Linked DNA regions of Mus musculus: region 2 is linked to region 1. The links are chromatin contacts, found by POLR2A ChIA-PET in ENCODE. All regions are on one chromosome and are shown on one strand. Each heading gives the region's core, a stretch centred on a gene start or an enhancer-like site at or near the end of the contact. The rest is flanking DNA. Distances are from core to core; before and after follow the strand shown. Region 1 holds the start of Pdgfa (platelet derived growth factor, alpha). Region 2 overlaps Prkar1b (protein kinase, cAMP dependent regulatory, type I beta).

Region 1 (4,786 bases), core at 387-2,886:
ATCTCTCTCAATGGGAGAACCGTCCAGCCCTGATCAGACTTCTGTCCGCATGTGCCTTCCCCGCCACCCGTCTGTACTGTGCCTTGGCCGGAGGTGGCGCTCTGCGCTGCCTTGGATCCCAAGGTAGAACCCAGGAGTTCCTCACCAGCCGCTTCTTTTCTATCTTTCCTTCTATCCCTCCAGCTCCCCATTCAGGGTTCGGCTAGGCCTTCGGCCAGGGGCTAAGGATCTGGAGGGTGCAGGGTGTCAAGGTGGCGATGAGGCAGGAGGCAGCCTCCTCCCCGACCCTAGCCTCGCTTCCACCTCCACACAAGAGTGCAAGTTCCTCAATCAGGTGTCCCAGGCTTTGGCTCTGGGGCGCGGGCGCGTGGCAGCCGTCAGGTGAGTGCCCTAGACGCGCCCCTAAACCCGCCCCGCCTCTCCGCAAAGACTCACTCCCCCTCCTTTTATGGAGAGGGGAAGGCTGGAGCACTGGATCCTTACAGTGGGAAGCGGCCCGAGCGCCGGGCGGGGGCCAAGCCGACTCTCATGCCCTTTTTGGCGCAGCAGCTCTGGGCGCTGCCCTTTACTGCCGCTGGGGCCCGAGAGAGAGGCGAGCCAGAGACGGCCGTGCTTCTGCAGCGGCCTCCTCCCCTCCCCGCCCGGTGCCGCAGGATTGCAGCTGGCACTGAAGGGTGGGCAAGCTCGAGGGAGGGGCGCTCCGGGAGCCCGGGCGCCTGTGGGCTCCGAGCCGCGGGCGCCGAGCTTGGATGGATGTAGCTGCCTGCGTGAGCGCGTGTGTGGCCACTGCAGTGGCGGTGGCGGCCGGGCCCGATCTGGCCCGCGAGACCCCTGAGCGCTTCCGAGGTGCGGGTCCCGGGCCCGGAATCCGGGGGAGGCGGGGGGCGGGGGAGGGGGAGGGGCGCGGTGGCGGCGCTATAACCCCCTCCCTGTCGCCGGCCGGCTCCACACGCGCGTCCTGCGGAGCCCGCTCAACTCCTGGAGCCCGGCCTGCCTGCGCCTTCTTCTCCACCTCCTCCTCTGGTCTTCCCGCGGCTGCTGCTGCGGCGGCAGCGGCGCCAGCTCGGCCCTCCGCCCGCCCTCCGGCCCGCGCGGGCGGCGTAGCGAGGCCCCGGGCGGGTAGGCTGCTGCCAGGCGGCGCGGCCGCGGGAGCTGCCCGGCCCCGGCGGGCGGAGGGCGGAGCGCCGCGCCGTAGCCGAGGGCGCGCCGCGGAGGGGCGCACGCAGGCCGCCGGGCCGCGCCGTGCTGGGCCGCGCCGTGCCCGGCCCGGGGCGGCAGCGGCGAGAGGAAGGCCCGGGGACAGGCTCTCCGGACTGCCCGGAGCCCTCAGGGAGAGGCGAGGCGGTAGCTGGTACCGGGCCGAGAGTCCAGACAGGTGATCGGTGGTGCGGCGGGAGCTGCAGCCACGCTCCGCGGTCCCCTCCCGGGGCTGACGGCAGCAAATATGCGGATTTACCGGCCGGGTCGCTCCTAAAGCCAGCGACGGGGAGCGAGCGCGGCGGCGGCCAGCACGGGGAACGCACCAAGGAAGAAGCCCAGCCCCCGCCCTCCGCCCCTTCCGTCCCCACCCCCTACCCGGCGGCCCAGGAGGCTCCCGGAGCGACTCTGTTCCTCCTCCTCCTCCTCGCTGGCTTTGCACTCGCTGCTCGCGCCGAGCGCGCTCCGCAGGCTCCCTGCTCTCCGCGCCACCCTCCTCCGGGCCGCGCTCCCTGAGGGATGGTACTGAATTTCGCCGCCACAGGAGCCCGGCTGGAGCGCCCGCCCCGCGGCCTCGCCTCCCTGCCGAGCTTCCAGCGCCTCGGGACGCGATGAGGACCTGGGCTTGCCTGCTGCTCCTCGGCTGCGGATACCTCGCCCATGCCCTGGCCGAGGTGGGTGCCACCCCCGCGCCTCTGTCCCCTCTCGGCTCCCTCGGCGCACGCCCCTCTCGGCTACCTGTTTCAAGCTCTGCAAAGAGCATTTTGGTTTTGTCAGGGTGGTGTAATTTTTTTTTTAATCCCAACTGGGTTCTATTTTCTGCCATGCCCAAGTGTGTCTGGTGAGTTTCCAGCGCGTTGCGTCGCTCCGCCTTGGAGGGGGACGGGGGAGCCGCGAGGTGAACCCGTGGGTAGAAACTTCGGGGGGCTGTGGGTGCCTTTCCAGAAGGGGCAGCCCAAACGCAGCGGACAATGCAGTAACGGGGTGCGGGAAGCGGGAAAGGGGGTGTGTGTAAACTGACCGTGCTCTGGGAGGGGACTAGGGCGGGCAGTAAGCAGGTAGAGGAGGGTGCGGCCGTAGCCTGGGACTGGGAAGGGTGGGCAGCGCCCAGCCGCAGTCCCCAGTTCTCGGTCCCCAAACCCAGTCCGACGCAGGGCTGGAGCAGTCTCCGCCCGCCCAGGCCTGCTTACAGGTGGCTGAACGAGGCAGCTGGGGCCGGGCCAGGCGCCCGCGCCCTCCCACCGCCACCCTCCCCCCCACCCCCATTCCCCGGGAGCTTTGCCGTGATGAATGACTTTCCACAGCCCCTGTCGTGGGAACTTCGTGGTTGAGTCCTCCAGCGACCCTGACTCCCTTTTAAAAACCGGGACGGAGAGTGGGGGAGGCTGAACGGTGGGGGTGGTCTGGGCAGGGACCGGAGAGGCGCGAGGTGGATATTTAACCCCTTGCGTTCCCTGCAGCCTCTCTAAGCCCCGATGGATTTGGGCGTCCTAGTCGGCGCTAGGGCCGTGACTGGGCCTGAGCCGGGTGGGGCGACCCGGCGCGCGTGCTTGTAGGGGGTGGGGTGGGGGGAGAGGGAAGACCCTCTCCCCTGCGGGCTCAGCTCAGGATTCCCGGAGTGAAATTGAACCCTTCGGCTAGATTAAAGTGTTGAGGCTGCTGTGACTCCAGTCGTGGATGCGTGACGCATTTCGACCCTCTCTGTTTCTACATGTGGATTTAGCTATTAAACCAGAAACTCTTCGGGCCCCTGGCTGCCCCCAGACACCCTGGGGAGGCCAGAGCGCGGGTGATTTTTGTCTGAACATGTCAAGGCATTGTTGGGGTATTTTTATCAAGGTCAGACAGATAGGAACAGTGTGGAGGATTTAGGGGGTCCCATCTAGCCCCAGCCGATCCTCTGGCTCTAGGGCCTAACGAGGGTCCGGCCGGGCTGTGTGGCCCCTGGGGCTGGGCTGGAACCCTTGGGCGCGTCCTGACGGTGTGGTCTGCTTGCAGGAAGCCGAGATACCCCGGGAGTTGATCGAGCGGCTGGCTCGAAGTCAGATCCACAGCATCCGGGACCTCCAGCGACTCTTGGAGATAGACTCCGTAGGTAAATCGCGCCCCTGCCCTGCCCTGGCTGAGAGGAGGGCGCGGGCGGCGGGGCGGGCCGGCTGCGCGAGGAACCGTACCCTGCGCGCTCCGCCGGGCCGGGCGCTGCGCAGGAGCGCACCGAAAGGTCAGACTCCACTCGCCGGCCATAAACGCCCAGGCGTATGAGTCAGGCGTTTCTCTTGTAGTTGCCACTTTCTCTCCCAGCGGCAGCGGAGGGTTGCTTCGCTCACCCAGGGGTTGTTTTAAGTGAAACGCAGCGGGTGTGTCACTGAAAGTTCAGTTTTAGAGTGTGCCGAAAACTGCCAGGTATGCGGGTCAACAGCTGCTTCTGGCCCGGGAGCGCGGGAGCCGGCCCGGAGGGAGCGTGGCTGTGGCTAGTCTTCTCCTGGCCAGGGCCCCCAGAGTGCTTGAGGAGCTGGTCGGTCCGGGCCTTTTGTAAACTCCACTCCCTGGTGCCTTGATCGCCTGGGGCTGGGTCCCATAGGTGGGCGCAGGAGGCCGATGTTTTTTTCTCCACACCATCCTGTAAAAAGGCGCGCCTAGTACACGGACGCTTGGGGCTATTTTGGGGGCTTCCCGCCTCGGGCCAGAGCCAAGCCACTGTAGAAAACAATTTGTAAATGTAGGGTTGTATTAGACTCGGATGACAAGGGCTAAAATAAATGGGCGCGATGGGGATGGGAGAGGCAGCCTCTGTGCGGGGAGGACGTGGTCTCCTCCTGTCTTTTGTGATAACCTTTTCAAAATGAACACTTAGCCTGTTTTTTTGTTTTTGTTTTTGACACACTGGGATAAAATTTACCAGCTTAAAAAGAAATAAAAAGGCCCCAGTGAGTTTGTCAGGAGGAACTAAAGGGCTAAAGTGAAGAATTCCAAGTGACGATTTTCCCCCTCCTTGAAAACTTTTCAGAGAGGGCCGAGTGGTGAGAGAATTAAGTAAAATCACATGGTCTAGCCATTTGGAAATTTGTACCTAATTATGGTGGTGGAGAGGCCTGAACTGTTTTTGTTGCATGCCAAAAGCATTTTTTAACCAGGCGGCCCCGTTTCAGTAGTTTCTTGACCCAGGAAATCCTTGGCCTGATCCTTATCAGGAATGGCAGGCCTAGGGTTTCACTTGGATATCAAGAGCTGGGTCAGGGGGTTTGATCTGATCCCTTTTTGAGTAGGCCTGGGTGGGGGACTTGGCTTGGGTCACTTGGGGAAATACTCCCAGAGTTTTTGCTGGTCCCCAAAGGCGGACTGCTTTCCTGCCCTGCTTAGCCTAGGGCTGGGCCTCCTGCTGTCTGTATGTTGGGGGAAATGGGCCATTCACTTGCAGCGGGGACCATTCTTATGCTGTTCCCTGCAGCCACGCCTCCCCCACCCCCCACCATTAATGCTTTTAGCACCAAGCTTCTGTTAAGGTTAAGCCGGTGTGCCCAATGAGGGGGCTGGAGGCCTCCTCCTTGGGAGGGTCCAAAGAGAAAAAGCTGTCCAGGGCCCCTGGAGG
Region 2 (4,811 bases), core at 1,339-3,838, 39 kb before region 1:
ATACGCACAAACACAAACATACATATACACTCATAAGCATACACATATACAAATACACACAGAGACACAAACATGCACATACACTCACAAGCACACATATATACTCATACGCACACATACATAAACAAACATACACACATACACACACACACACAAATACACACATACACCCACGTACCCATTAACATACACACACACAAATGCATGAATGTAATAATAAATGTAAAGAGGAGAGACGATTGGAAGCACGGGTAAAGCAAATGGTTGTTCTGGTCAAAACTAGAATGAACCCATTTCCTCCATCCCAGCACCTCAATGTCCAAGACTTAGATCTGTGTGCAGGCCAAGGCTAGACTCCTCTGTGTGTGTGTGTGTGTGTGTGTGTGTGTGTGTGTGTGTGTGTGTGTGTGCTGGTGGGATTGGCTCCACACAGACCTCTAACCCAAGAGGCCATCCCTGACCATTTTAGAAAGAAAGGTACAATCATGTCAGGGACATCTATGTGACGAGTCATCTGGCAGAAGAAGGTTAGTTCTCCGGCTCCAAGGACTGGGATGATGGCTGACATCCCAGTGGGAACTGTAGAGTTTCCAGAGTGCCTGTCACCTTCCCCTCCAGTGTTGTTTCCTGCCTCTTCCCCTCCTATAGTTCTGAAAGTCCTCTGCTCTGCATCGCTCTGTGATTGGTCATGGCTATGGGCTCTGTGTGATGCTCGTCTCGGAGTCTGTAGGAGCCCATCTTCAGGTTGAGAAGTGAAGGTACACTGGGCATGATGGTACACACCTATAATCCCACTGTTTGGGAGACTGAAGCAGGAAGATCGGGGGTCCTAGGCCAACCTGGGCATTGTGGAGTGGCCTTGTCTCCGTGAGGGAAAGAAAGGGAGAGAGAAGAACTCCAATGGAGTCAGGCAGCCCCAGCGACCCTCTTGTCTCTACTCCCCCAATCCTGGGCTTACAAGGATATGCTATGACACTTAACTTTTTATGTCAATGCTGGGGATCAAACTCAGGTCCTCAGGTTTGCACAGTAAGCACTTTGTCAGGTAAGGCATTTCCCCCATCTTCTCTTTGGCTTTTTCAAGGCAGCCTTACTCTGTAGATGAATTTGACCTTGAATTAGAAGTGGTCTGCTTGTCTCAGCCCCCTGAGAGCTAGACTAACAGGCACACCCCGCCCTGCTTTGTGTGTTTCACGTGTCCCTCCCCTCTCTTCATGTCTCTCTGGTGACAGGTGTGAGGTTTGACCTCAGGGTGCCCCTGATCTTCCAGAAGGTTCTGCTGTTTGGGGACAGTGTGTTGACTGCCAGTTACCTTGGGGGAATCTCAAGCAGTGGGGCTGGCCTGGAACCACCTTCTTCATAAGCCCCCACCATGCAGAAAGGTTTCTAAGAAGGCGTCTGCTTCCCAGGGTGGCCTTGGCATCAGTCAGCTTGAGCCTTCATTGACTGGAGATGAGGGAGAGGTTGGGCCTCATTCACATGAACAGTTATATTGTCTGGGCCTCTGGGATGTAACCCAACCCCAGGGGAAGGTATACTTTTCACAACCTTATAAAGTGTGTTTGAAGTGGTCTCCTTGGCAACGTGGCTTTTTTTTTTTTTTAAATACCCTTCTTCCTCTGTGATGAACTGAATCTGGAAAGTTAACCCACAGACCCCAAGTCCACGGGGACCAGAATGCATTGCTGGGGACTGTGCAGCTTATTCACACGGCTTGGGGGAGGCTCCGGCCACATCTAAGGCAGATGTGCATGGAGGGTCAAGCCCAGCTCCCTGCGGCTATGTCTGAGCTCCTCTTCTTGAGGCGTGAAGTCTCCTGTTTCTCTCACACCTGGGCTGCCCCTGCCCTGCCCCTGCCCCTGCCCCTGCCCCTGCCCCTGCCCCTGCCCTGTCTCACAGCCACATCTCTTGTGGTAGTTATCACACCGTCCTAGTGTGGATTTTCTGAACTTGTTTTGTAAACTGTGTCCTTGAGAGCTAGACTAACAGGCACACCCTGCCCTGCTCGAGGAGGACACTGGCAGTCCTGGGAAGCCTAGCTATGAAGCCCACATCTCTGTCCCCTGTTCCCTGCCCCCCTCCCCATGTCCCTGAGCCCCAATGCTCTGAGAGCTATAGGATGTCATACTGGCTGCCTGTGTGTGCCTGGCTCCTGCTACGCCAACAAGATGTGATTGTTTCTGGACCTGATTTCCACACCACTTATGGGGACATCCAGAAGGGGATTAATACCATTGGCTCCTGGGAGCCTCGCTACCACAAGGAGAACAGGCCGATTAAGGAGTTGGAGCCAGCTTATGTGCTTCGTAGAGGCATCTGCAGGGCTGCACCCTCCGAGGCCAAGTAGCTTGTTTCTCTTTGCTGTATTCACAGTGGCTACCCCTGAGCAGGATGGGAAGCTGCCAACTTCTCAGACACCTGATCCTCAGAGCTTCTAGAAAACACTCAGCAGGCAGGGCAGGAGCTGGGCGTGCCTCCTGCAGACACACCCACCGGTGGGAGCCAGGCGCCTAGGACACAAAGGTGGAAGTCACAAATCCGGGTGGTGCAGGGTCCCTGCTACTGTCTGAGCTCACTCCCTACTGTGTCACCTTCCTGCCTCTGTTCCCCTGGGGTGAGCTACCCTGGGCCAGGAGCCCTTGAGATAGGACAAAGCCTCTGCTGGGTCTGGGCCCTGTGTTTGGCAGGACACAGCTTTGGCTGGCCTCCTAGTAGGGGGTACCCTGGGCCTGGGCTGGGCCTGCCAGGACCTGCAGGCAAGGATGACCTCATCTGGATCCAAGGTCTCCCACAGCTCTCCAGGAAAACCCAAGAGGAGCTGGACAGGAGCTGGGTGGGAAAAGTGATTTCTCAGCAGCTCGGATTCCAGACCCGCATTCCTCAATTCAAGCTGCCCCCACCCCCACCCCGCCCACTGCCCAATTCCTGGGCCCTGATTGTGTGGCCAGGGAAGCAGCTGGACCAGGAAGGATGGCTTCCCATAAAATCTTAAGACTGAAATTGGGCAGCATGGGAAGTGTTGCCATGGGAACACGGCATTGGATTTATCTCCCCGCTTAGCAAATTAATTTTATGAATGTCCACAGTGTTGAAGCGACTGCAAAACAACACATTTCTCAGCTAGCCCCAGGCCTGGGAACACAGACCTAACATCAGAGTGCCTGCCTCCCTGCTGGGGTGTAGAGATTACCTTTGCAGGAAGAAGGAAGGCCAGATAATCACTGCATGTCCCTGGGGGTACCTGAATGCAGTGTAGACTAACCCAAGGTTAGTCTGGACCAGTGCTGGCTCAACTGTGCCAGGCACCGAGGCTCCCCGGGGTGTGTTTATGCCTCAAACTCACTGTCCTTACTCAGTGTCACCTCTATTCTCATGGCTCCTTGAGCTGTCTTTAATGTCATTCAGTTGGTTCCTATGTTCCTCTCTTTGGGAATTGTTCCTGGAGAAGGTTTAGGGGCCTGCAGGAGCTGTGTGGAACCATGCTTCAGATATTTCTCTAGAGTTAACTCCCTTGGCTTTAGGTGTGGCAAACGCCAGGCAACCCTTCTTCTGGAAGAGGTTCTAAGGGAGCCAGACATTGTAGAGAGACACAACGGAGGTGGGGCAGGGTTTTGGAAAGAACACTGAATGCCTGGAACACAGGATGTCTCAGACGTGCAGGCAGGAACTAGATCTGGGGAGTGAGGGTCTTAGTTCCTAGTCTGTGCTGGAACTGGCTGGGGGAGAGGGGAGTACAGAGAATTCTCAGGCAGTTGTTGAAGGTCTGCTAGCCAGGGTCTTTCAGGTAGTTTTATTCAGGATTTGAGATGGCCATTAGAGTGTGTGATACTTGCCAAAAAAAAGAAAAATAATCACACAGGGTCGTCTATAACAGAATGAGTTGAACAAAGGATCATGGCGGAAGCAAGACACTCAGGAAGGCAAAAGGTTGTCTCCAGATGACAGATGGGCTATGGTCATGAGACAAAGGCACCAGCAGATGTGGAAGAAGGGGATTGGGATTGCCGTGCTGACGTTCAAGTAGATGTTTCTGAGATAGGAAAGATGTCTTATAGACGGACGGTCCAAGCATTAGGTATCAGTTGTGTTGGAGCTCCTGATACTGGACCGCGTAGTAAAGAGGCTGAGTAAAGGACTCTTGAGAAAGATGCGGACTGGTCCCTCACTCTAATGTTGCATGTAAATATTGCTGGGTGCATCCGGCACGGGGAGCACATGAGGTTGGAAGTGCATGTTGCTGTAAGATTGTTGTTGGGTTGTTGATGTGTTGCCATGCACATTATATGTATGCTGCACGTGGCAGCAGTGCATGCTGCCTGAATGACCCAAACTCCTCTCATGAGTCAGCAGGGGTTATCCATTGCCTTAGGCTCCCAAGGGGCCTCTGAACACCCATATGAAACCTAAAGGTTTTACATCTGTCCCTGTCTTGGGGGACATGCTGGGTGTGGCTATCAGCTAGTTGCTCTGCCCTAACCCAGCCTGGGCTGGGGGAACATCCATCCTTAGTACAGATGCAACCTTCTTCTCCTAGCCTTAGGGCCATGTGGGTGGAGCCTCTTTGACCCCCCACTTCAGAGGAGTCGCAATGTCATGGGGGTTTGAGACTGCAAACGCAGTGTTTGCTAGCAACACTGAATTTGCCTCTGTGCTGACTGGAAGGAACTCTCAAGAGCCAAGCAGGGCTCAGAACCCCCCTGTGCCTGTTGATTCCAAGGTGTGGGGGCTTTCTCAGGGGTTGGGCATTATTCTCACCCTGTGTGTCTGGCACTGGGTGATCTCATTCACTAGTGTTTTTCAGCTTGTTGGCT

What was found. ChIA-PET counts read pairs that join two places held with the same protein, here RNA polymerase II (POLR2A).
Region 2: POLR2A ChIA-PET joins it to region 1 with 39 read pairs in embryonic stem cell. The contact joins the enhancer-like site here to the promoter of Pdgfa in region 1. POLR2A ChIA-PET finds 5 or more read pairs at or near these places in 4 of 5 experiments (Patski and embryonic stem cell).

What each region holds. Positions count from the first base shown.
Region 1 is chr5:138,991,794-138,996,579 of GRCm38, reverse strand. Pdgfa (platelet derived growth factor, alpha) reads left to right here and starts at 1,636. Exons shown (of 6, transcript NM_008808.4): 1 at 1,636-1,871; 2 at 3,196-3,292. The coding sequence starts at 1,809.
Region 2 is chr5:139,031,753-139,036,563 of GRCm38, reverse strand. The region is part of intron 9 of Prkar1b (protein kinase, cAMP dependent regulatory, type I beta); the gene reads left to right. Among named protein-coding and RNA genes, the nearest start is that of Pdgfa, 39 kb to the right of the region's middle. Within about 2 kb of position 2,588, at least 1 of the 3 ENCODE cell types and tissues checked has a DNase peak (open chromatin) inside an H3K27ac peak, as active enhancers do.